4 separate regions of the Homo sapiens genome follow, and regions 1, 3 and 4 are each linked to region 2. A link is a contact called in ENCODE Hi-C or POLR2A ChIA-PET data. All regions are on one chromosome and are shown on one strand. Each heading gives the region's core, a stretch centred on a gene start or an enhancer-like site at or near the end of the contact. The rest is flanking DNA. Distances are from core to core; before and after follow the strand shown. Region 1 has its middle 5.2 kb from the start of LINC02452. Region 2 overlaps CFAP54 (cilia and flagella associated protein 54). Region 3 has its middle 50 kb from the start of LINC02452. Region 4 holds the start of NEDD1 (NEDD1 gamma-tubulin ring complex targeting factor).

Region 1 (6,445 bases), core at 1,404-3,903, 320 kb before region 2:
GATTACAGGTGTGAACCACTGCACCCAGCCCTTTTCTAGCTATTTTGAAATACACAATAGATTACTGGAAACTATAGTCACCCTACTGATCTATTAATATCTAATACTAGGTCTTATGTATTCTGTCAAACCATATATTTGTACCCATTAATCAACTTCTCTTCATCTCCCCTCACCCAACCCTTCCTGGCCTCCAGTAACCACCAATCTACTCTCTATCTTCATAAGATTTGCTTTTTTAGCTCCCACACTAAAAAGTATGGGCATGTGACATTTGTGTTTCTGTGCTTGGTTTATTTCACTTAACACAGTGACCTCCGGTTCCATCTGAATTGCTGCAAGCGACAGGGTTTCATCCTTTTTATGGCAGAATAATATTCCATCGTGTATATGTATTACATTTTCTTTATGCATTCATCTGCTGGTGAGCACTTAGGTTGATTCCCTATTTTGGCAATTGTGAATAGTGCTGCAATACATACAGGAGTGCATATATCTCTTCAATATATTGATTTCCTTTCTTTTAGATATATACCCAGTAGTAGAAATGCTGGATCATATGATAGTTCTATTTTTAGTTTTTTGAGTAATCTCCATACTGTTCTCGATAGTAACTGTATTAATTTACATTCCCACCAGCAGTGTATGAGAGGTCCTCTTTCTCCACATCCCCACCAACATCTGTTATTTCCTGGTTCTTTGATAAAAGCCATTTTTAAATTTTTTTTTTAAATTTTTTGTAGAGATGTGGTCTTACCATGTTGCTCAAGCTGATCTTGAACTCCTGGGCTCAAGTGATCCTCCCACCTCAGCCTCCCGAGTAGCTGGGACTACAGGCATGTGCCACCATGCCTGGCTAATTTTTTACTTTTTTTTTTTTTAGAGACAGAGTCTCACCATGTTGCCCAGGCTGGTCTCCAACTCCTGAACTCAAGGGATCCTCCTGCCGTGACCTTTCAAAGTGCTGGAGATCACAGGCATGAGCCACCAGACTGGCCAAAAAAAGCCATTTTAACTGGGGTGACATGGTATCTCGTCGTTTTGATTTGTATTTCTCTGATGATTAGTGACATTGAACATTTCTTCTTATACAAAGCACTATTTTATGAAATACCTTTTAAAAATCCAGCAAAAGGAGATTTGTCTGTCCAATCTAGCTATGGCCTGGGAGCCTAATAGACTCCCAAGGGACCAGAAGATGAAATGGAATCTCCTTTCCTGTTAGGGAGATTCATAGAACTAAGGCAGCTGTGGCCAGCCTTGGAAATAGGGCTTTGGTATTCTGTTCCTAAAGCCATATCAGTCTAAAGAATGGCTCTGACAAGTGGAGTGGCTCAAAAGACTGGCTCTGTCACTAGGTTTGGGTAAAGAAGAAAGAGGCTGCAGGTAGAAAATGTCCTTGAAGGTGTGAAAACATTGGACTGACAAGCAGGAGGCATAGGTTCCCATTCTGGATGTGCCACTAACTCTATGAACTTGACCAAGGCACTTAACTTATTTGTGTATCAGACTCCTCATTTCAAGAATGATAGGCCTGGACAGGCGTGGTGGCTCACACCTGTAATCCTAGCACTTTAGGAGGCCAAGGCAGATGAATTATTTGAGCCTGGGAGTTCAAGAACAGCCTGGCCAGCATGGCAAAACCCTGTCTCCACAAAAAATACAAAAATTAGCCAGGCATGGTGGTGTGCACCTGTAGTCCCGGATACTTGTGGGCACATGAGATGGGGGGATTGCTTGAGCCTAGAAGGTCAAGGCTGCAGTGAGCTGTGTTCATGCCACTGCACACTGGCCTAGGAGACAGAGTAAGACCTTGTCTCAAAAAAAAAGAATGAGAGGACTGCATGAGCATCAAGGTCTTGGCAGTAGGTTGACTATAAAGAGGGCCACAACTTCTCCCATCGCTGCATGTTTGCTCCCTTTGCGGCATACTTTTGCTTTTTCTCCTATTAAGAAGTAGAATCTATTTCCTGTCTCCTTGAATCTGGGCTAGCCCTGTAACTTGCTTTGACCTACAGATTGTAGTAGAAGTAACATTATGTTTGAGTCTGAGCATTAAGAGATCTTGCAGCTTCCACTGTCATTCCTGCAATGATGCTGTACCCATGTGAACAAGCCTAAACTAGCTTCCTTAAGGATGAAAGATAATGTGGAAAGAGAGGCTCAGCCAACAGCCAGCACCAACCACCAGACATGTGAGTGAGGCCATCTCAGATCATCCAACCCCAGTTGAGTTGCCAGATGACCATAGTCACATGTGTGATTCCTGTAAGACCAGCAGAAGAACCGCTTAGCTGAACTCAACCAAATCACAGACCCATAGAGTTGTGAGCAAATAATATGGTTTCTGCTTTAACCCATTAAGTGGTGATTTGTTACATAGGAATAGGTAACTGATACAGCCCCTTTTATATCTGGTACTCTAGAAACTGATTTTATTACTTTTAAGGTATCAGGCTATATGATCTTTTAGTTGGATAGTAGGGTTTGCTGCAGATAACTGGAACAAAGGTTAAGTGACTGTTTCATTTCCTCCCCTCCTACCTCCAGCTTTGACTTTGAAGGCCTTCTCCTTGCAGTGCTGTTATGTGTGGACTTACTAGAGCTAGAGCTCTGCTGCCTTCCCACCCTGTCAGGACTTGGCTTGGAGTACACTGAGAAAACAAGAAGTGGCTTGCGTGACTCAGTGGTCCTTCCTACTGAGTCATTGAGTTTTCAGTTTCCACTCTCTGCTGGTTCCAGGGGATGTTCATTTGTTCATTTAGTCAGTATCTCTGAGCAGCTGTGGTGAGCATGAGGAAGGGTGTGGTGAGGGGAAGGTCTGGCTTGGAGTGAATGGGTGTCAAGGATCTGAGTAGTAGTTTTGCTCAGAGAGGGGCAAACCCACTGCTCCCTTCTAAGCTTTCCTGTAGCATCTCACACACACACTTCTGGGCTTCCTCAGAGGCGGCTCATTCTTAAGGCACAGAATTTCAGAGCTGAGGGAACTTTTAAGGCCAAGTTAGTCCAATCATTTTTTTAAAAATATGTATGAAAAAACTAAGTTCTGAGAAGTTAAAGAACAGAGGTAGCTTGTGGTAAAATTAGGCCCAGAATTCAGACCTATTAGCTCCAAATTTGGAGCTCTTTTTTTTTTCTTTTCTTTTTTTTTTAGATGGAGTCTCGCACTGCACACCTAGGCTGGAGTGCAGTGGCATGATCTCAGCTCACTGCAACCTCCACCTCCCAGGTTCAAGTGATTCCACTGCCTCAGCCTCCCAAGTAGCTGGGACTACAGGCACATGCTGCCACTCCCAGCTAATTTTCGCATTTTTAGTAGAGACAGGGTCTCAGCATGTTGGCCAGGCTGGTCTTGAACTCCTGGCCTCAGGTGATCTGCCCACCTTGGCCTACCAAAGTGTTGGAATTACAGGCGTGAGCCACTGCACCTGGCCTGGAGTTCTTTCTATTGCATTAAAAGACTCCATCAGGCCAGTCATGGGGCTTACACCTGTTATCTCAGCACTTTGGGAGTCTGAGGCAGGAGGATCGCTTGAGTCCAAAGTTTGAGACCAACCTGGGCAACATAGTAAAACCTCCTCTCTATAAAAAAAAAAATAAAAAAAATTAGCCAGAAATGGTGGCACAGCTGCTTGGGAGGCTGAGGTGAGAGGCTCGCTTGAGCCTGGGAGGTCATGGCTGCAGTGAGCCATGTTTGTGCCACTGCACTCCAGCCTGGGCAACTGAGTGAGACCCTGTCTCAAAAGGAAAAACAAAAACAAAAACAAAAACAAAACTCCCTCCAGGGCCCACACCGTCCTTCCTCCTACTAGTCCTTCCCAGCTTTGTATTTCAGGCATGCAACTAGTTTCCTCTTCTGGTTCAAAGTACAGATATAACCTGAGGAATCTTTCCTTAGATAAATTCCAACCACCAAATGATAGTAGGAATAATAACAACAATATACATTCAAAAAATATTTATCGGCCGGACATGATGGCTCATGCCTGTAATCCTAGCACTTTGAGGCCTAGGCGGGTGGATCACCTGAGGTCAAGAGTTCGAGACCAGCCTGGCCAACATGGTGAAACCCCATCTCTACTAAAAATATGAAAAGTTAGTGGGGCATAGTGGCGTGTGCCTGTAATCCCAGCTACTCGGGAGGCTGAGACAGGGGAATCACTGGAACCCAGGAGGCAGAGGCTGCAGTGAGATGAGATTGTGCCACTGCACTCCAGCCTGGGTGACAAAGCGAGACTCCGTCTCAAAAAAAAAAAAAAAAAAAGAAAAAAAAATTATCAAGCCCCTATTATTTGCCAGGCTCTACCTTAGCTTTTGGCAGAAGAGGAGAGACAAGGAATGAACCTGTGGAGAATATATCTTCTTGAGGAAGGTGGGGCAGACAACACACAAGGAAACAAGATAACCAGAGGTTGCTGTTATAATAAGTAAACAGGAGGATGGGATAGAGATGACTGGGCTGAGGAATGTATGATGAGGAAAGGCCTCTGGAGAAATGACATTTGAGCCGAGCCCCTACTGGCGAGGAACCAATCACTTTTCAAGAAAGGAAGAGCTGGCCGGCCGCGGCAGCTCACGCCTGTAATCTCAGCACTTTGTGAGGCTGAGGCGGGTGGATTACCTGAGGTCAGGAGTTTGAGACCAGCCTGGCCAACCTAGTGAAACCACGTCTCTATTAAAAATACAAAAATTAGTTGGGTGCGGTGGCGGGCACCTGTAATCCCAGCTACTTGGAAGGCTGAGGCAGGAGAATGGCATGAACCCAGGAGGCGGAGGTTGCAGTGAGCCGAGATGGTGCCATTGCACTACAGCCTGGGTGACAGAGCGAGACTCCGTCTCAAAAAAAAAAAAAAAAGAAAAGGAAAAAAAAAGAAAGGAAGAGCTCAAAGGCCCTGGACAAGAACAAACTTATCTTCAACAGGGGAGGCATGTGCTCTCCCTACTATGTATTTGAATGGGCGCATGGAGGGTTCTAAGTGATATGACAGCTTTACATTCTTGAAAATATCAATCAGCTGCTTGGATAGAAAATGGATGTTGAGGGTTGAGAGTGAAATTGAGAAGGTGGTTTATTGAATACCAACTACATGTGGGGTATTTTGTATGATTCAGCTCTACTCCTCTCAACACTCCAAAGTGGATCTTTTATGCCCGTTGTTTTATGAACAAGGAAGTGGAAACTAGAAGGGATCAAGGAACTCGCCCAAGACCAAAGAGCCGAGTCTGAACCTAAGACCATCTGACCCTTCCCCATGTAGCTCACAGCCTCCCTAAGATGATCATCCCACCCCTGTGCTAATACATTTTCTGTTTATCATCATTTTTTTTTAGATGGAATCTTGCTCTGTTACCCAGGCTGGAGTGCAGCGGCACAATCTTGGGTCACTGCAACCTCTGCCTCCCAGGTTCAAGCGATTCTCCTGCCTCAGCCTCCCAAGTAGCTGGGATTACAAGCATGTGCCACCACACCTGACTAATTTTTGTACTTTTAGTAGAGATAGGGTTTTACTATGTTGACCAGGCTGGTCTTGAGCTCCTGGCCTCGAGTAATCCACATGCCTCAGCCTCCCAAAGTGCTGGCATTACAGGTGTGAGCCACCGTGCCCAGCCTATCATCATATTTTGAATCATGACATTTTATATCTGAAAGCTATAGATTAGCAGTTCCTTGAAGGCAAGATTCATGTCTACTAATCTTGCCTGTGGCACGGTCCCTTACACATAGTAGGTGCTAAGGCAATATGTGATGAATGCATGAATGAATAAGTGAATGGGTTTCAGTCATGAGAGATTTTCTGAACCACCCCTTGCCTCGGGCCTACTATTTTCAAGAGAGTAGGTGAAGTGTTTTTCCCAAAATCACACGGCAGGGTTTGAACAAGAGCCTAAGATAGTGAATCTGTGCTTCTCTTCATCATACCACTCTGCTCCAAATTATATGTTTAAGGCAGATTTCTTGTTTCCATGTTAGTTTGGTAAACTCAAAGTCAGGCATGGTGTCTATTTTGTACCACGTCATGTTGGTTGTATGTGGAGCCTACAGGGAGGTTCAACCTGGGGGCTTGGAAGCAAGTTTTCTCTCTGAAAATGAAATTAAACAAATTGAGTCTGTATGTGATGGGAAAAAACAGATGCCTTTTAGGTCTCCTGGAATAGCTACTTCACTGGAGTTTAATTTCTGAAGAAAGAACATTTGGATAGAATAGGCATGGTCAGGAAAGAAGGACAAAGAGAAAGGCCATCTTCGGCTTAATTGTCCGACAGAATGAAAAATGGGGGGTGGGAGCTTTCTGCTTTTCAGAGAGGACCCTCTCAGATGGGGCAGGACCGGTTGGTTCATTAAGCCTCATTATAGTCTGAAAGAAACAGCCCTTAAGATGCTCACCTCAAGGTGCTTTCATTGTTGATCATTGTATTAGTCCATTTTCATGCTGCTGATAAAGAC
Region 2 (6,359 bases), core at 2,324-4,823:
AGACAAGCACCTACAACAGCAGAAAGTCCAGATGTCCCAGTACCCATAACAATATACGCCTTCAAGATAATTATAGCTATGCCTTGATGTACTGCACATGAAAACGTTGAGGATAGTTTCCTTTAAATCAACAGAGTAATAAATTTCGTTACACTGTTGGCCTACCTGCATGTAGACCTAACTTAGCTTGGCTTTTTACGTAGATAAGACCCCTATATAAGAAGAGTTTAAAACAAAGATAGTGTGTTCATCTTCCTGCTTTCTGAGGTTGCCCAACTCTGTAACTGAGTAGCTTTCAATGAATGATCTCTTCCCACTGCACTCTGTGACTTGTCTTGAATTCCTTCCTGTGCGAGATCCAAGAGCCCTCTCTTGTGGTCTAGATCAAAACCCCTTTTCTGGCAACAAACTGATCTTTGGCAAGTGAGCAAAGTCAATTCAGTGGAGAACAGTGTCTTCAATAAATGATCCTGGAACAACTGGATATCCACATGCCAAAAAATGAATCTAGGGGGTCTGGATCAAAACCCCTTTTCTGGCAACAAACTGATCTTCGGCAAGTGAGCAAAGTCAATTCAGTGGAGAACAGTGTCTTCAATAAATGGTCCTGGAACAACTGGATATCCACATGCCAAAAAATGAATCTAGACACAGACTGTACGCCCTTCACAAAAATTAACTCAAAATGGATCACCTACCTAAATGTAAAATGCAGTATTATGAAACTCCTGGCCGGGCACCGTGGCTCACGCCTGTAATCCCAGCACCTGGGGAGGCCTAGGCAGGTGGATCACAAGGTCAAGAGATTGAGACCATCCTGGTCAACATGGTGAAAACCCATCTCTATTAAAAATACAAAAATTAGCTGGGCGTGGTGGTGCGTGCCTGTAGTCCCAGCTACTCGGGAGGCTGAGGCAGGAGAATCACTTGAATCCAGGAGGCAGAGGTTGCAGTGAGCTGAGATGGCACCACTGCACTCAAGCCTGGTGACAGAGTGAGACTCCATCTCAAAACAAAAAATAAAAAATAAACTCCTAGTAGATAACATAGGAGAGAATCTAGGTGACCTTGGGTTTGGTGATGAGTTTGAATATACATTACCAAGGCATGATCCATGAAAGAAAGAATTGTTAAGTTGGACTTCATTAAAATGAAAAATTTCTGCTCTATGAAAGATACTGTCAAGGGAATGAAAGGATAAGCCACAAACTGGGAGAAAATATTTGCAGAAGACATATTTGATAAAGGACTGTTGTCCAAAATATACGAAGAACTCTGAAAACTCAGCAATAACAACAACCTGATTTTACTTTTTTAAATATTTTTATTTATTTATTTATTTACTAATTTTTTTGAGATGGAGTCTTGCTCTTTTGCCCAGGCTGGAGTGCAGTGGCCTGATCTCAGCTCACTGCAATCTCCACCTCATGAGTTCAAATGATTCTCCTCCTGAGTAGCAGGGACTACAGATGTGCGCCACCATGCCTGGCTAATTTTTGTATTTTTAGTAGAGACGGGGTTTCACCATGTTCACCATGTTGGACAGGCTGGTCTCAAACTCCTGACCTCAAGTGATCCACCTTTCTTGGCCTCCCGAAGTGCTGGGATTACAGGCATGAGCCACTGTGCCTGGCCAACAACCTGATCTTAAAAATGGGCCAAAGACCTTAACAGACACCTCACCAAAGAAGACATACAGATGGCAAATAAACATATGAAAATATGCTCCACATCATATGTAATCAGGGGAATGCAAATTAAAGCAACAATAAGATACCCTACATGCCTATTAGGAAGGCTAAAATCTAGAACACCGACAACACCAAATGCCGGTAAGGATGTGGAGCAATGAAGTCTCTCATTGATTGCTGGTGGGAATGCAAAATAGTACAGCCACTTTGGAGGACAGGTGGTTTTTTACAAAATTAAACATATTCTTACCATAACATTCACCCCTTGTGCTCCTTGGTATTTACCCAAAGGAATTGAAAACTTATGTCCATATAAAAACCTGCACATCGGGCTGGGAGCGGTGGCTCATGCCTGTAATACTAGCACTTTGGGTGGCCTAGGCGGGTGGATTACCTGAGGTCAGGAGTTTGAGACCAGCCTGGCCCACATGGTGAAACCCTGTCTCTACTAAAAATACAACAATCAGCCAGGCATGGTGGTGCACGCCTGTAATCCCAGCTACTCGGGAGGCTGAGGAAGGAGAATTGCTTGAACCCCAGAGGTGGAGGTTGCAGTGAGCCAAGATCGTGCCACTGCACTCCAGCCTGTGTGACAGGAGCAAGACTCCATCTCAAAAACAAAACAAAACAAAACAAAACAAAACAAAACAAAAAAAACCGTGCGCATCAGTATTTCTAGCAGCCTTATTCATAATTGCCAAAACTTGTAAGCAACCAAGATGTCATTCAGCATGTGCGTGGATAAATAAACTGTAATGCATCCAGACAATGGGATATTATTCAGTGCTAAAAAGAAATGAGCTATCAAGCCATGAAAAGACATGGAGGAAACTTAGATGCATATTGCTAAGTGAAAGAAGCCAATCTGAAAAGGCTTCCTACTATATGATTCCAACTATGACATTTTGGAAAAGGCATGACTATGGAGACAGTAAAAATATCAGTGGTTAACAGAGATTAAGCGGGAAAGGAGGGATGAATAAGTGGAGCACGGAGGATTTTTAGGATAGTGAATCTACTCTCTGATATTTTCACAGTGGATAGACATTATATACATTTGTCCAAACTCATGGAATGGATGACACCAACAGTGAACCCTAAACTATGGACTTTGGGTGATAATGATGTGTCAATGTAGGTTCATCACAACAAAGGTACCATTCTAGTGGAGATGTTGATAATGGGGAGGGCTGTGCATGTTTGGGGGCACAGGGTATATATGGGAAATCTCAGAATCTTCTGCTCAATTCTGTTGTGAACTTAAAATTGCTCTATGAAGTAAAGTATCTAAAAAAAATATGTAAAGGGCTGCAATCAATGCTTGGTACATAGGAAGCAATAATTTTAACTGTAATTACATTTATTATTAATAATTGGACATTAACAATAAGGCACATTGGAAAGGCTTTAGCATAAGGTAAGTTTTAAAGGATTGCTTGCAAATTAATTGGGGTTTCCTGCAGACTTTGACAATGTCGTTTTATTTTATGATTTTTACAGTGCCACTTCTTTGTTTAATATCTGGACTAAATACGCCCCCAGGCTGCCAGCAGACTATTACAACGAAAAGCTTCTGAAGGTTGGAGATAGCCTTTGTCAAATGAAAGTAAGTGCCTCTGCAGGAAAGAGCCAAAAAGAAGTTCATTTGGCTAATTATTATTACAGTATTTAGTCTGATACCCTTCCTATTTTACATGTTTTGATTTTTCTCTTAGAAAAAAATAAATGAGTACATAAAAATTTTAATAAGGCACAGTAACCAAAAAAGTGTTGCTTTTTAATTTTGTAGTTGAGATTTCCCAGAGGTGAGACATTCCTGAACAGCCAGGCAGCTGGCTGTGGATGGGCAGGAGGGTGGCCGGGTTAACAGAGGGTGTGGTAGGCACACAACAGGAAATGCTGAATCATCGTGTTCCTACCTTATACAAAGGAGCCCAGACACCACTTCCTGTTGTTTTTCATATGGCTGGCCTTGCCCAGTGGTCAACCTTCAGGGCTCTTGGCCTTGCAGCTCTGTTGCTTGCTTCAGTGCCCTGTTTATTAAACTCTTTCAACTCTTTCTTAATGTTTTGCTGTATGTAATTATAACAGTCATTCCATACATACCCTGTTTCTTGCTCAGTATTGTATTCCAGAATGAGTTTGTGTCCTTCTTTTAGTTCTACCTGAATGTCTAGGGCTTGGAATGCTGTGGACCGGTGGACTTGGTTTGCTGAGACCACAGCATGGCTGGGTTTTCCATTAATGATCATGTGAGTTTCCCCCTTAAACTCTGGCCTAGGTCCAGATTATTCTAAGTTATGTGAACGTCAGACAATGGGATCTTAGGCCAGCCGTGGGCAGTGTTCAGTGTTTTCTCAATCTTCAGTTTCTCAACTTCATTTTTCCCCTCTCTGTTTTCTGGACTTTAATCCTCTTGGTCTGGGAGACAAATTTACCAAATAGAGGATATGAGTGGTGGAACTTCATAATGAAGAACTAAGATCTATTTTCTTCTGCCAAAACTAGAGAATAACCATAGTTCCACATAAATGGACCATGGGTCTTAGAAACTTGAAAATACAGGGCTTGGTAAGCTACAGAAAAGAAACCTGGGTGAGATTCAACTTGGAAGCTTTATTCATGTAAGTGGAATAAGAGTTTTGACAAGAATTACAAGATAGCCCCCTTTCCATCCTTACACTTTTCAGTATAAGAAGCTGGTAATACAAATAAAAAGCACAGTGTAGGGTTGTTTGAGAAATGTCTGTGTGGGTGGAGTGGATATTAGTGGAGGGAGGAGAGAGGTGTATGTTAGAAGCTGATAAAGCAAGTTAAAGATGGCTGGTAGCTAAGGATTCAGAATGTTTTAGATAGAAAGGCCTAGATAGGATATTTTAATATTTAATTAAAGGAACAAAGAAAAAGTTTTATCTACTTTTCACTGAAGGGAATGTTGGCCAGGCTGGGCATGGTGGCTCACACCTGTAATCCCAGAACTTTGGTAGGCTGAGGAGGGCAGATTGCTTGCTTGAGCCCAGGAGTTTGAGACAAGCCTGGGTAACATGGCGAAACACTGTCCCTAAAAAAAAAAAAAAAAAAAAAAAGGTATTTATAATTCTGAAAATGAACTTGTTACTTTGGTTTCTAGGCTCTATTTTTATTTTAGTTGTAGTAAAGATCATCTTGTGGAAAATTTTTTTTAAACCTAGATTTGAATTTATTATATGACTCAAGTTAGAGCAGAAAAGATTCAGGATTAGTGAGCAAAAACAAATCTTTAATAGAAATTTAAACAAAACAGTGTTTGACTGAAGATGCCTCCCAAGGGGCTAGGTAACTGGACAGCCAGTTCAACCTTGGGCAGTTGCTTTTCCTGGGGATGAAGTTGTGGGGGAGGGAGCTGAGGAAGGGTTGCAAGTGACTCATTTTGAAAGCACTGCTTATGTCCCCTGCCCTGAAACCCTCCAGGTAACTGAGCCCTGTGGGTTACAGAAATGGGGCATCTGATTCTGTAATGGGAACATAAGCATGAATTTGAATGAATAAAAATCCCACTGCTCAGATGCTTTTTATTTGTCCTGATGCAGCTTTAGAGTGTTGACAGATGAAAGAGAGGCAAGTAGCTCACCTCACTCTGCAGTTTTTTCTTTTATTTTCTCTTCTTTGGTTCCCTCTTTCTTCCTCTCTTCCTTCCTCTCTCCCTCCCTCTCCCTTCCTTTCCTTCCTCTCTCCCTCCCTTCCTTTCTCTCTCTCTCTTTCTTTCTTTCTCTTTCTTTCTTTCTCTCTCTCTCCTTCCTTCCTTCTTTCTCGCTTTCTCTCTCTCCTCTTTCTTTCTTTCCCTCCCTCCCTTTATTTTTTCCTTCCTCCTTCCCTCCCTTTCTTTCTCTTTCTTCCTTTCCTTTCCTTTTTTTTCCTTCCTTTCTTTCTCTCTCTCTCTTTCACTTCCTTTCTTCCCCCTTCCTTTCCTTTCCCCTTCTCTTCCCTTTTCTTTTCCTTTCCTTTCCCTTCCCCTTCTTTCCCTTCCTTCCTTCCTGCCTTCCTCCCTCCCTCTCTCCCTTCCCTCCTTCCTTCCTTTCCCTTCCTCCCTTCCTCTCTCCCTCCCTCCCTCCCTCCCTTCCTTCTTTCCTTCCTTCCTTTGTTTCTCTCTCGCTCGCTCGCTCTTCGTTTCTTTTCTTTTTCGAGCCTATGAGGTATCAGAGAAGCAAGACTACTCATCCACCTCTCTAGGTATGTGGGTTACCATGATCTGATGATGCTGAATTTTGGAACCTGGGTTTTGAGTATTTGTAGGTATTACCATGCACAGTGCCATAGTAAATATTCTCATCCTTGTGGTCATGATGGTCCCATCTCACATAGGCTCATTGTGAGGAGAATTAGATGAAATAATGCACATACATTGTATAGTGCAGTGTCTCTCACATACTATGTTTTTGGAAAATGGAGCCAGTAGTAATGGTATAATTGTAATAATCAACCTTGATACTATTAGGAATAATATGAATATTACCTAATAATGATAAGCTAAATGATATTTTGGAACTTTAATCAAGTACTCCTTTTGTTTCAGGAATACAAACTGGCCCTTTTACAATGCTATGGAAGATATCTTCAGCAGTTCAATACCAATTTTGATGAGAATAAAGTGGATGTAACTCAATTCAAAGCTACCTTTTTCCCAAAAGG
Region 3 (7,177 bases), core at 1,144-3,643, 380 kb before region 2:
AAGTGCTTTTTAGCTTTACTTATTTGTGAGACAGGATTTGGCTCTGTCGCTCAGGCTGGAGTGTCATGGCATGATCTCGGCTCACTGCAACCTCCACCTCCAGGGCTCAAGCAATCCTCCCACCTCAGCCTCCTGAGTAGTTGAGACTACCGGTGCATACTACCATGGCTGGCTAATTTTTGTGTTTTTTATAGAGATGGGGTTTTGCCATGTTGTCCAGGCTGGTTTTGAACTCCTGAGCTTAAGTGATCCCCCTGCCTCAGCCTTCCAAAGTGCTGGGATTACAGGCATGAGCCACCACACCTGAGCTTAAGTGCTTTACATATACCAACCCATTTAATTTTTTTAACCCACTTAATATTTACAATAGCTCTATGAAGAACACATTATTCAGGTGTAAAAACTGAGGCACAGAGAAGTGATTTGCCAAAGGCCACATAGCTAGTAAGTGGTCACACTGTGGAGGTTCAGTACAGCAGGTCTGGCTTTAGAGTCCATGGTTAACTATACTTTGATGTTGTCTATTCTAATATAATCTATTACATTGTTTAAATGGGGGAATAGAAAGTGATGTGGCTAAGAATGCCAAGACAGTTCAATGGGGGAAAGAATAGTCCTTCACAAAAGGATCTGGGACAATTGGATATCCACATGTGAAAGAATGAAGTTGGACCCTTATCTCATATCATATTCACACATTAACTCAAAACAAATCATAGACCTCCATGTGAAAACCAAAATTATAAAATTCTTAGAAGAAAATATAGGAGTAAGTTTCCATAACGTTGGGTTAAGCAAAGCTTTCTTAGGTATGACATCAAAAACATACACAACAGAAGAAAAAATGGATAATTGGACTTAATAAAAATTAGAAATGTTTGCGTCAGTGGACACCATCAAAAGTGAAAGGACAACCCACAGAATGGGAGAAAATACTTGCAAATCATATGTCCGATAAGGGTCTACTCTCCACGATATATAAAGAACTCATGACTCAACGACAAAAAGAAAACAACCCGATTTAAAAATGGGTCAATAGGCCAGGCGCGGTGGCTCATGCCTGTAATCCATGCACTTTGGGAGGCCGAGCCAGGTGGATCACTTGAGGTCAAGAGTTCAAGACCAGCTTGGCCAACATGGTGAAACCCCACCTCTACTTAAAATACAAAAATTAACTGGGCGTGGTAGTGGGCAGCTGTAGTCTCAGCTACTTGGGAGGCTGAGGCAGGAGAACCACTTGAACCCGGGAAGCAGAGGTTGCAGTGAGCCAAGATCGTGCTGCTGCACTCTAGCCTGGCAACAGAGCAAGACTCTGTCTCAAAAAAAAGAAGAAAAAAAATGGATTAAGGATCTGAACAAATATTTCGAGAAAGATACACAAAATGTCCAATAAGCACAACAAAAGATGTATAACGAGGGAAATTCAAATAAAAACCACAAGGAGATACCATTTCACACCCGCTAGAATGACTATTTTTAAAAAGACAAATAATAATTGTTGATGAGGGTGTAGAGAAGTTGGAACCCTGATACTCTGTATTGCTAGTGGGAATATAAAATGGTTTAACCACCCTGGAAAAGAGTCTGTCTGTCCTCAAAATGTTAACCATAGAGTTATCACAGGATCCAGCAGTTCTTATCCTAGGTGTTTACCTAAGAGAATTGAAGACATGTCTACACAAAAACTTACACACAAGTGTTCACGCAACATCATTCATAATAGCCAAAACATGGAAAAAATCCAAATGTCCATCAATTGATAAATGGATAAATAAAGTGTGGAATACCAATACAATGGAATATCATTCAGCCAAATGAATAAAATTCGGATATATGCTACAATATGAATGAGCCTCAGAAATACTATGCTAAGTAAGAGAAGCCAGGCACAAAAGCCTGTATATGGTATTGCATTTAGAAGGAATATACGAATAAGCAAATCTATAAAGATAGAAAATAGATTAGTGGTAGCCTAGGGCTTGGGGTTGAGGAGTGTTGGGTAAATAAGAAGGATGTTAATGGGTACAGAGTTTCTTTTCAGTGATGAAAATGTTCTAAAATTTATTGTGCTGGTTGCACAACTCTGTAAATATACTAAAAATCATTGAATTGCATACTTTACATGGGTGATATTGTATGGTATGTGAATGATACCTCAATAAAGCTGTTATAAAGAAAAAGATGGAAGAGGAGGGGTGGGGAGGAGAGGGAAGGGAGAAAGGCAGAGAGACAAAAGGGGGAGGGAGGGAAGGAAAGAAGGAAGGGAGGGAGAGAGGAAGGGAGAAAGTTAGGCAGACAAAAGGGGGAGGGAGGGAGGGAGAGAGGCTAAAGCGCAGACTGGCCTGGGACTGGGTTGTGGGGGATGTGTGGTTAGCAGAAGCAGAAGCAGTGGCCACACTGTGGGAGGTCTCCTAGGCCGCAGTATAGAGTGTGCCTTTTGTTGTCATGGCCATGGGCAGCCACTGGAGGATTTTAAGCAGAAGTGTGATATGATCTTATTATAAACAGCTCTGGCCCTTCTGTGGAGACTGGGCTGGGGGTAGGGGCAAGCCTTGTCTGGGGAACTCTTAAGTATCACAAAGGTTCACATGAGAGATTCTGTGTCTTGTACTCGGTCACAGCAGTGAGGAATGACATGTCATGGTCCACAAGCAGGCTCCATCCTTCTCTTCACCTTTGACCCATCCTCAACTCCTCCCCACCCCCTCCAGCTTCATTTCCAAGGGAAGGGGATTACACTAGCCAAGATCATCTTTAAAATTCAGCCTATTTCCTTTGCTGGGTTTAGAAATGGAACTGCCTTACTCCATTCAACATCTCATGTGGTGGAGCAGAGAAGCATGAAAGGGGCATGTGGGAGATAAGACAGTGACTTTCCCAGACCACAGTCAGTGCACCCAATGCAACTAGACTGTAGCCAACTGAGGTTTTGAGGCCAGAAAGGCCAAAAGTGAAAGCTCTTTTCTTGACCTTTCAGTTACCGTTAGGAAGTAACTGCACATTCATGATATTTGGAAAGAGAGCTGCAAGGAATCAAAAGGAAACACCACATTCACTTTCATTACCCCCTGGAGATGAATCACTAATCCTTGTGCAAGGCACCCGGACCTGTGCATCAACTGATTCTCCACGGATGCTGGAGTTCCTGCTTCTGGGGGCCGATTAATGACATTGCCCAGAAAGTGTCACTCAACATGGCCAGTCAGTGTTCAGCTAAAACACTAACAAAAAAGTGTTCTCACTGAAGTGGGTGTAAACTCTCTCCTGGGGGAAAATTCAGCTGTTGTGGGTGTCACGGCTTACCCAATTTCAGAGAGGCTCCTTAAGGAAAAGAGTACAAAATTACAAGTACAAGCTTAGGTATGAAATGAGTATTGACAAATTTTTAAAAAGCTGACAAATACCACAAACACCACAAAATCCATTAAAATAACATAATATTTTCTCTGCTAATTAACTACCTGAGTCACCTCAAGAACACTGTTTTTTCCTACAGTTTTGACTGCATTCCGTCTTACCTGTTCACATAACAACAATGTTGTAAAATAGTTATTTTAGAGAATAGAAAGGTAATCCTGGCTTTCCTCTTGCATGTTTTTTTTTTCTCCTAATGTTGATTTTTTATTTTTATTTTTATTCTTTTTTTTTTTTTTGAGACTGAGTTTTGCTCTTGTTGCCCAGGCCGGAGCGCAGTGGTGCGATCTCGGCTCACTGCAACCTCCGCCTCCCGTGTTCAAGTGATCCTCCTGCCTCAGCCTCCCGAATAGCTGAGATTACAGGTTCTCACCACCATGCCTGGCTAATTTTTCGTATTTTTAGTAGAGACGGGGTTTCACCATGTTGGTCAGGCTGGTCTTGAACTCCTGACCTCAGGTGATCCACCCGCCTTGGCCTCCCAAAGTGCTGGGATTACAGGCGTAAGCCACCTTGCCTGGCCAATGTTGGTAGTTTAGAAAAGTTTCTTTGTGCTTCAGAATTCTTTGTTGGCAATGCTCCTCCTCCAACATCCTCTATGGTTTCTTGCTCAGTGTATTTTGTTTAGAGACAGGGTCTCGTTCTGTGGCCCAGGCTGGAGTACAGTGGCATGATCATAGCTCCCTGCAGCTTCAAACTCCTGGGCTCAAGAGATCCTCCCGCCTCAGCCTCCAGAGTAGTTGGGGCTACAAGCATGCACCACCACACCCGGCCAATCAAACAGTGTCTTTGACAGCAGCCGGTCCAGCTCAGCCAGCTCCTTGCCACTCCATGTTCCGGCTAGTCCTGGGGTGGCCATGAAACCTGGCTGTAGTAGCCTCTGAGCAGGGAACAGAGCGGCATCTCGTTCAAACCTTCCTTCTTAGGATCAGAGATAGCACTAGAAGCCTCCTGGAGGTCCACCAACAGCAGGTGGGCACTGGGTGGCTGTGCATATGATGCAAAAAGCCTATCCACCCTGCCTGCAGCCCCAGGACTGGCCCCATGGTCTTTGCAATCCTGGCAGGGAATGCTTGGAGCTTTAGAATGGGCCCAACCAAATGAAAGGCCGTGAAGGTTAAACTTCATTCACTACTCAGTAAATCCACTTCTCCAAGCCCCCACTGCCATGAGCAGAGATGACTGTGGCCATCAGAGAGGAGGATAAATTACAGCCTTGTCCACAGCAAGGAGAAGCCAGAGGTGATGGCTCCAGTGAGACAGACAGCTATATCTAAACTTCTATTGCTATTGTTCAAACTTCCTTTAGAAATCAATTTACAAAGAGACGATGCTGTACTATTTCAGATACTACCTGGAGGATGCACATAAACCAAGATTAGGATTCGTTAATAAGGCATTCCAGGCAAAAGTAGACCTTTTTTTCCCCTTTTTGAATTTTAGAGCCAGGGCTTTGCTGGATCACCCAGGCTGGAGTGCAGTGGTGCAATCATAGCTCATTGTAACTTTAAACTCCTGGGCCAAGTGATCCTTTTGCCTCAGCCTTCTGAGTAGCTGGGATTTCGAGTGCACACCACCATGCCCAGCTAATGCTTTTGGTTTTTGCAGAGACAGTGTCTTGCTATTTTGCCCAGGCTGGTCTTGAACTCCTAGGCTCAAGTGATCCTCCTGCCTTGGCCTCCCAAAGTGTGGGATTACAGGCATGAATCATCATGCCCAGCCAGAAGTAAACATTTTTGACTAGATGTCTTGAATAAGACCACGTCTGATACGTACAAATAGATCAAGAAAAGTCTAGAATTATTCCATTAGCCACATTTCTATAGCATCATTACTGGCTAATTAGTGTAACTAATAATAATAGTAGTAGTTAATATTTATTCAGTGCTTGGTATGTGCCAGGCACTAATGTCTGGTTCTAAGCGTCTTACCTGTATGATCTCAGGTCATCCTCATGGTCCCTGCTTTGTACAGATGGGGCAACCTGGACACTCAGAGGTTAAGTAACTTGCCCCTGGTCATTTAGCTGGTCTGTCTGGTTCCAGAACTTGTGCTCTTTGCCACCTCACTGGAGGTTCATTATCATTCACTCTATAGCCTTTAGAACATTCTATATAAAAAATAAAATGGGCCCAGCGTGGTGGCTCATGCCTGTAATCCCAGCACTTTGGGAGGCCAAGGCAGGCAGATCATGAGGTCAAGAGATCGAGACCATCCTGGCTAACACGGTGAAATCCTATCTCTACTAAAAATACAAAAAATTAGCCGGGCATGGTGGTGGGCGCCTGTAGTCCCAGCTACTCGGGAGGCTGAGGCAGTGAGCTGAGATTGTGCCACTGCACTCCATCCTGGGTGACAGAGCGACACTCTGTCTCAAAAAAATAAAATGAGTTGTATATACTTCACATTGCAGAGTGTGGGATGAGTTCTTTACAACCAGTTCTGCAGTGATCCTCTAAATCCCTAGTTAATAAATCTCTCAAGTGTTTGTATGAGTGTGTGTATTGTCTGTCTGTCTGTCTGTGTATCTATCTATCTATCTATCTATCTATCTATCTATCTGGAACAACATATATTTTTTCTACTGTATGAAAAAACACCTAAATTAGGGCCAGGCACAGTGGCTCATGCCTGTAGTCCCAGCATTTTGGGAGGCTAAGGTGGGAGGATGACTTGAGCCCAGAGTTAAAGACCAGCCTGGGCAACATGGCAAGACCCCCGTCTCTACAAAAAATAAATTTTTTAAAAAAAGGAAAAAACATGTAAATTACTAAAGTTAAGGTTCCAGTGCCCAAAGCGTTAGGATATTAGTTAGGATACTAGTTTGGCTACTGTTGGAAAGGTCAGAATAACAGTAGCTTAAACAAGTGGAAGTTTATCTTCTGTCCTGTAATTCAGTCAGAGCATCAACAGTCCAAGGCTAATGCGGGGGCTCCACAATCACGGAAATTCAAATTTCTTCCACCTTGATTTTCCATTATCCTCAACAGAAGTCTTCCACCTCATGGTTGAAGATTGCTGCTCCAGGTCCTGCCATCATAGCTGTATCCCAGCCTGCAGAAAGGGGAGAAGGAAGAAGTGAGGGTGTTATCCTTTTCCTTTAAGGTCATGGACCAGAAGTGGTACTTATCACTTTTGCCCAGATCACGTCGCCTACATCAGTTCAAATGTATTTCTAACCTCAACCAAGTGCAAGGGAGGCTAGAAAATAGTTTTTAGTGGAACAGTCATGGATCTGGCTAAGATTCAGAGGCTATGTTATTAAACGAAGAAGTGAAGATCAGCTGTTAGGGGATAACCTGCTCTATTGCCACTGGGACAAAATCAAGTAAAAAGACCTTGTGTAGAATTCTGCCTTGATAAGGCTTATTGCTCTTTGAATGTGAGCCATTTTGTATCCACATTAAAAATTTTACAATTTTCTATGCCTTTTAAGAACACAAGGGATCTAGTGGTTATTGGTGTTTACAATATGAACATTTGCAGGGGAACATTGTTTAACAAAGAAGCTAAACACTTAATGGATGATGATGCCAATCTATGCTCCAGTTCCCACTTAGGTTGTCCACATAAAAAAGTTAAAATCGATGCACAAGAGAGTCCCAGGAAGCACACAAGCTTGATGCCCCTGCAGCATAGGACATAAGGTTTTAATGGATTTAGTCCTTTTTGATCAGCAATTCAGCAAATTCACTTGAATATGGAATAGATTGATTTCTGTACAATGCTAGAAACAGCAGGATCACATCTTTTGCAACCCCCC
Region 4 (6,564 bases), core at 1,167-3,666, 410 kb after region 2:
ACTGATTTCATAATATAAGCACTGATTTAGCTGTTTCCATGAATTTTTATTGTATTTTACTTATCACTCGGTTCAAATATTTTCTGTTATTATTAATATTTGTGATTTGATTTTTTCCTTCACCTATGGGTTATTAGAAGTAAGGTTGTTTTATTTCACGTTTGGGGCTTTTCTAGATGTGTTATTGTTTTTTATTTATATTTAATACTGTTGTGATCAGAGAGTATTGTCTGTAAGATTTATTCTGTTAAAAATCAATTGACTTGTTTTATAGCCCAATATATGCTCCATTTTCATGTGTATTTGAAAAGAATGTTTATCCTGCAGTAGTTGGCTATAGTGTTCTATAAATGTCAGTTAAAATAGTTGATAAGTGTACAGATCTTCCACATCTTTTCTGATTTGTTTTTCTTATCTGGATGTTCTATGAATTACTGAGAAAATTCTGTCAGTCTCCAACAATGACTATGGGTATGCTTTTTTCCTCCTTTAGCTTTGATACTTATTCTTCATATATTTCAAAATTCTCTTACGTTCACCTATACACTTAAAATTGATAATGGCTTGTGGTTATTTACCATTTTATCATTATGAAATATTTCTCTTTGTCTCTAGAAATATTCTTTGTTGTGATGGCTACTTTTGGAAATCTGTATATGTTTATATAATTCATATATTAGCAAGGCTTCTAACATTTGGCATCTATTGTTCGTTAAACTATTATACAGAACTGAGGAAACAGTGTATACATAGGCACAGAGGCACGGACAAAAATGACAGGACTGTTTCAGGGCCAGTAAGATTTGATGAGGCCGCAGCATCAGTGAGGACAGAGGAATGGAGGTTTCCATTTGGCCCTATACGCTGTGTTATGGCTCTTGACTGTATAGCATAAAGGTCTGGGACAGTCTTTGCAGTCTCATGGTCCCAGGTTTAACTTCTGAATCTACCATTTATTAAACTTGTAACCTTGGACAAGTTACTTAACCTCTATTTCCTCATATGTAAAATGGGGACAAATAATAGCACATACTTCATGTGTTTTTAGAAAGATGAAATTATATATATATTGCATACATACACATTACGTCTATATACACAAATACAGTGCTTAGTAAAGTGTTCAATAAATATCTATTTTTATATGTATAACTAGTATTATATCATATAATATGTATATATTATATTACATGTATTATTATATATATTTTCATATAGTCTAGTCTCAATTTTCCTGCTGGCTTCAATTTTCAGAGATTTAATTAATTGCCCTTTTTGTTTGAAGTTTTCTTTTCTCCATTTGCTCCCATTCTCCCTGCCCCCACTCCCTTACCGTACTTTCTTAGTTCCCAACTTTCTGGGCCTCCTCCCTGCCCAAATTGGATTTCATAGCCTCAAGAACTGCAGACTGTACAATTAAGGTAGTTGCTGCTTGCTATCTTTCTCCTTTTGCCACTCCCCCATGAACCTCAGTAACTTGGCTACGATTTCAATTTCTGCTCTGAAAAAATGCACTTATTAGAATTTTCCAATTATCTGCAATATGAATGCAGATAACTGGGGCTGATGTACCTAGTTCAGAAACACACCCCATGTAGTTGTGATGAAAGAATAACACTTTTTGCAGAAGAAATGCTCTATATTTATGATAAATATTCTTAGCAAAAATTGTCAGTAGAGCTATAAAAGGACCTTTGGAAGGGGCACTTGAAAACTCGGCTCAGCAACTTCCTTTTCCACCTTGAAGTATCCCCTTCAAAAGAATTCCCAAACAGATGATGTTTGATGTTCCGGACCTCGCAGCATGATGCGAAAGAAAGATCATGGGTTTTGAAGTAGGTTAGTGCAGACGCCTACTCTTTGGGTTATTTCTCAGCCTGAGCGCGTTTCCTGGCTTGTAAATCGCATGTAGGAATCCTTTCCTAAATCCACATCCACAATAGTTTCCCTTATTATGGGTCTTCGTGCATCTTATACCTTTCATTATCATAGTTTCACTTTCCATTTAAGCATCTAATAACGTCAGCTTCCTATAGTGCATTGTAAGCTCCACAAGGCCAAGGACCACGAGAATTCACTGTACCCCTGTATCCCCAGGCTAAACCATCACTGTACACTCAAGAGTCTAGCACAGTGCCTGGCACACAGTAAACAGCAAGTGAATGACAAGCAGTTGGCAGTGGCCGGAGCTCCGTCGCTGGGGCGTGGAGAGGGCCGCCCCGGCCCGCAGTTCCCGCCCTGACACTGGGATAACTTCCCCCGCGGCTGCCCAGCGCCGCCCTGACCAGACCCTCTGTACCCCGACTTCTGTCCGGCCAGAAGCCACAGCCGCACGCAGCGCCTCGCCCCGTGACGTCACTCGGGGCGGGACTTCCGGCCGCCGAAGTTTAACAGTCCAGGCGGGAGCCGGAAGCCCAGCGCGGAGCCGGCCGCGGCCCCCTGTTGTGTTGCTGCGGAGAGGTGAGGTTCCGGAGGCCCTGAGGTCAGCGGGCCCCCGCCCGCCGCGTCCGCGCACCCTCCCGATCCTAAGACCCGCTCCGTCCCCCTCAGAGGGCGGGGCGGCGGTCCTTGGGCTTTGCGCGCCCGGAGCGGTTGCTGGGCGGGGGCGCGGCGGCGCGCTGGGCTGGGAAGTGTCCGGGGAGGCGCGGGCCGGGGTCGCGCACCTCCCGGAGCCTTGTGGGGTGTGCTGCCTCCGAAAAGTTTGCCTCGTCTCCACAAGTCTGTCTCCTTTTTTGTCAACCTCAAGTACTTTTCTTTTGGCAGGTACTTGGATGCATTTTACAGGTTAGCCTCACTTGAGCTGTTGTCCTGCAAGTAAAGTGTATTTTTGGTGATTGAAAGTTGGAGAACTTTCATTTCAGCTGAGTGGTGTAGTTGAATTGGTTCCTGTAGCCGCTGTCCCTAAACCCAGGCCGACGTTACCGCCTTGTGTCCTGACTGCTAGCTTTCGACGGGACCGTCTTTGAGGGACTCATGTAAAGTCTCTCCCTTAATGCTCAGTTCTTAGAAGACCGAGGTAGGTGGGCAGATGGTCCTCTTCCCCGCCCCGCTTTAAGAGCCGAAAACAAACATTAAATCACCCGGCGAGTTGTGTTTCCTAAGTTGGAGCAGGTCGTTTGAACCCAGTTTTTCTGAGCCCAGGCCTCAGTGATCTACCCACTACACCCCGCAGCTCACCAGGCCTGGTTACGATGCAGTTAGACACAGCTTGCAGTTGTGGTTTACAGGGCTTAGAGCTCGCTTTTCCAGCAATTCATTAGTTGTTCCTTGACTTGGGAACCAAGGGGGCACGTGTTACACATGTTTAAGGCTCCAAATCCAAACATTGTGTTACATCTCTGCAGGTGACTTTAATGGCTTTTAGTAGCACTGTATCGGATGAATGGAGCATAAGGAAGCACATGAGTGAATTACATTAACTTTTTGTCTCGAGAATGAAACGTTTCTATAATTCTGTCTTTAACTTGTCCTCTGAAATGGCTTATACTAGACGTAGGTGTGCTGTTGTATTGGTGACTCGGGGACCTGCCTGTGACATCACTAATGCTGTGCAGTAGTCTTGCACTTTCCATACTAGGAAGGTGTGGGAGGTATAATTCTGTGCCCTCTCCCTTTCCTTTTCTCCCATGTACTTTTGAGCATCTTTTTTTCTCACTTATCGTTCATTACTACCTGTTGCTCTTTAAAGTGCCTGTCTAGAGCAGCTTCTTTGCCTTCTGTTTTCTAGACTTCCTTGGTTTGTGAAATCACCTTGTTAGAATTACGTGTTTCAGCTGTATGCTCTGAATAAATGATTGAAGGCATCGTAGTCCAAGTATTGGTATAGGGACTTAGTGGCGTCTCATTTGACCATATTGCTAATTTTAGAGTTTTGGAAAAACTGGTGTGACTGGATTCTGACCTGCAGAAATGCTAGTTTATCATACTTTTTTTAAAAATTAGGAAGTTACTTATTAGTAGTTATTTGTTGTGAAACTGCTGTGTGCCAGGAATGTTTCAAGACTCTGGTGTGGGGAGACAGACATTATAAGAACAAATAAAAATTTCAGATAGTGGCTGGGCACGGTGGCTCACGCCTGTGGTCCCAACACTTTGGGAGGCTGAGGCGGGCAGATCACCTGAGGTCAGGAGTTCGAGACCAGCCTGACCAACATGGAGAAACCCCGTCTCTACTAAAAATACAAAATTAGCCGGGTGTGGTGGTGCATGCCGGTAATCCCAGCTACTCGGGAGGCTGAGGCAGGAGAATCACTTGAACCTGGAAGGCGGAGGTTGTGGTGAGCCGAGATCACACCATTGCACTCCAGCCTGGACAACAAGAGTGAAACTCCGTCTCAAAAAAAAAAAAAAAAAATTCAGATATTAGGAAGTGCTATGAAAAAAATGAAATCAGGTATTGGGATATAGGGTAAACTGCTAAGTCCCTTACCAGGTAAGGAAGGGACTGCGTTAGCCAGGGTGGTCAGGAAAGGCCTTTCATAGGAGGAAACATTTGAGCTAAGACCTGAATGATGAGAAGGAGATGACCATGGGAATCTGGGGAGAACATCTTAGGCACAGGGAGCAGCAAATGAAAAGACACTGAGGTGAGAATGACTTTGCCTTTGCATGAGGCAGAGAGAAGGCCAGTGAAAAGAAAGAGGAGAGTTACATGGGGGCCAGGACATGTAAGGCAGGCTAAGGAGGCTGGATTTCATTATCATTACTGTGAGGAGCCATTGGAAGGGTCAGCTAAGAGAATGCGACCTGGCTTATGTTTTAGGAAAATCACTTCAACTGCTTTGGTGACTGCACTGTTTGGAACAAAAATGAATGAGTTAGAGCCACTTGTTTTAGATTAGATTTTGACCTTTTTTTGAGTATGTCTATTCTTAAATGTTTTTAAAATACATTGTTTTAAACTATTTGTAGGCGCAGTCATGCAGGAAAACCTCAGATTTGCTTCATCAGGAGATGATATTAAAATATGGGATGCTTCATCTATGACATTGGTGGATAAATTCAACCCACACACATCACCACATGGAATCAGCTCAATATGTTGGAGCAGCAATAGTATCCTTTAAAAAAAAAAAACACACACACACACACACAAACCGCTTATTAGGTTAAACAACCACTGTCAATGAAACTTTTGCATGTGCCTCATACTGAGTAATGTGTTTTGCATTGCTACCAAGGATAGATAACGTAAAATAGTAATTTACAAAACAATATATCATATGAATGCACTCTGATTTTATCTGTTGCGTTCATTTAAAAAAAATTTAGTTACAACCCACTTCATTTGAAAACACTGCTATTAAAAAAAGTATATTCTGTCTACACCATAGAATTAGTTATCAAAAATTTCTTATTGAACCAAATGGAATAAGGTTGGTAGTTGTGGAAATAATTCCAAAAGGTTTTGGAATGAGTTTTTGCATCTACATTTGGGTATTTGTGGATCTGAACTGAAAATTAAAGACAGAACTTGAAGGCAGAAGCAAGTTGGGGAGGAGATAAAAAATTGCCCAATATCTCCATCTTACTAATGTACTCTCCATATCTTCCTTCCTCTCTGTGTGTGTGATGAAAATTACATTTCCTAAACAGACATAGTAAAGTTACCTAGATTGAACTTTTCTAAGCTTTTTATGTTTCTGATTGACACCTTCCCTGTCTTGGTGAGCTCCTCAATGTGGATAAAATAAAATGAGGGAGTGAAGACTGTAAACTAGGGTTTCTGAACCCTGTGCTATTGACTTTTTGGGGCAGAAAATTTGTTGTGGACCTTTCCTGTATGTTGTACCACGTGGAGGTTTATTGGTCTTCACCCGTTAGGTACCAATAGCCTCTAGTTGTGACAACCCAAAACGTTTCCAGAATTGCCTGAATCACTCCCAGTAGAGAACCACTGCTGTGACCACAGTGCTCCTATCACCTTTTATGTGAAAATGTTTTATGTAATTGGTATGTTAGAAATTTTCTTTTGTGAAACTCATACGCTATTTCTTAACAAATTAAGATTTAACATTTATCTGATTTTTATCAACACCAAAGTATTCTACTTTCTGATAAAAAAATCAAAGCTTTAAAATGTGACTGGTTCAGGAACAAAAATATTAAAAGTTTTATATGACTTACTATTCTTGCATGTATATAACAAGAAGGACAAATTTTCTTACTGAATTAAATTTACCTCCTTATCATTCCTTGATTTTGCAGTAAAACAAATTACTTTGGTACTCTGTTAATCAAACTCATGGTGAAGTGACTACATTTTTGAAGGACTTTCCAGATGTGTAATAGGGAAAATATTTTAAAGAGAGCGACAAGTATATGAAGTTGCTGTTCTCTATTTTTAGATTTTCATTATGTTTAGAGCTTAATTTTCCCTCTTACTATATAAGAGAAAGGTAGCAATTTGTAGTAAGATTATTTTTTGGTTGACTTTTGTTTTAAGTTTTACTAGGAGTTGGCATTTACTGATGTGCTACTTAATAGTCTAACAACAAAACTGATGTAGCTATGAGATAGTGTTGTATGACTTTTGGAAATTGGTCTTACAGTTTTCTTGCATGA

Evidence for each region. A loop is a pair of places that touch in the nucleus more often than their neighbours do. ChIA-PET counts read pairs that join two places held with the same protein, here RNA polymerase II (POLR2A). Pooled maps may share reads with other maps.
Region 1: a pooled map shows a loop between it and region 2 (4-fold over the local background). The contact joins two enhancer-like sites. A Hi-C loop is called at or near these places in 4 of 50 pooled maps. POLR2A ChIA-PET finds 5 or more read pairs at or near these places in 4 of 52 experiments (activated CD4-positive, alpha-beta T cell, activated T-cell and activated naive CD8-positive, alpha-beta T cell).
Region 3: a pooled map shows a loop between it and region 2 (2.6-fold over the local background). The contact joins two enhancer-like sites. A Hi-C loop is called at or near these places in 1 of 168 maps with a recorded cell type or tissue (endothelial cell of umbilical vein), 1 of 37 single-sample maps with no recorded cell type and 10 of 50 pooled maps. POLR2A ChIA-PET finds 5 or more read pairs at or near these places in 5 of 52 experiments (CD4-positive, alpha-beta T cell, PC-9, Panc1 and 2 more).
Region 4: a loop to region 2 is called in a pooled map, with 2.6 times the contacts of the local background. The contact joins the promoter of NEDD1 here to the enhancer-like site in region 2. A Hi-C loop is called at or near these places in 1 of 168 maps with a recorded cell type or tissue (CD8-positive, alpha-beta T cell) and 5 of 50 pooled maps. POLR2A ChIA-PET finds 5 or more read pairs at or near these places in 1 of 52 experiments (naive thymus-derived CD4-positive, alpha-beta T cell).

The regions. Positions count from the first base shown.
Region 1 is chr12:96,174,483-96,180,927 of GRCh38, forward strand. No RefSeq gene overlaps it. Among named protein-coding and RNA genes, the nearest start is that of LINC02452, 5.2 kb to the left of the region's middle. Within about 2 kb of position 2,654, at least 4 of the 41 ENCODE cell types and tissues checked have a DNase peak (open chromatin) inside an H3K27ac peak, as active enhancers do.
Region 2 is chr12:96,497,643-96,504,001 of GRCh38, forward strand. CFAP54 (cilia and flagella associated protein 54) reads left to right here. Exons shown (of 68, transcript NM_001306084.2): 2 at 3,192-3,297; 3 at 6,244-6,359. Among named protein-coding and RNA genes, the nearest start is that of CFAP54, 11 kb to the left of the region's middle. RefSeq lists an enhancer at 3,007-4,206. Within about 2 kb of position 3,574, at least 26 of the 41 ENCODE cell types and tissues checked have a DNase peak (open chromatin) inside an H3K27ac peak, as active enhancers do; they include CD8-positive, alpha-beta T cell, where a contact is called at or near this core.
Region 3 is chr12:96,118,483-96,125,659 of GRCh38, forward strand. No RefSeq gene overlaps it. Among named protein-coding and RNA genes, the nearest start is that of LINC02452, 50 kb to the right of the region's middle. Within about 2 kb of position 2,394, at least 3 of the 41 ENCODE cell types and tissues checked have a DNase peak (open chromatin) inside an H3K27ac peak, as active enhancers do.
Region 4 is chr12:96,904,841-96,911,404 of GRCh38, forward strand. It overlaps NEDD1 (NEDD1 gamma-tubulin ring complex targeting factor), which reads left to right and starts at 2,417. Exons shown (of 16, transcript NM_152905.4): 1 at 2,417-2,460; 2 at 2,764-3,016; 3 at 4,912-5,055. The coding sequence starts at 4,920. RefSeq lists a silencer at 2,450-2,729 and enhancers at 2,970-3,059, 3,100-3,239.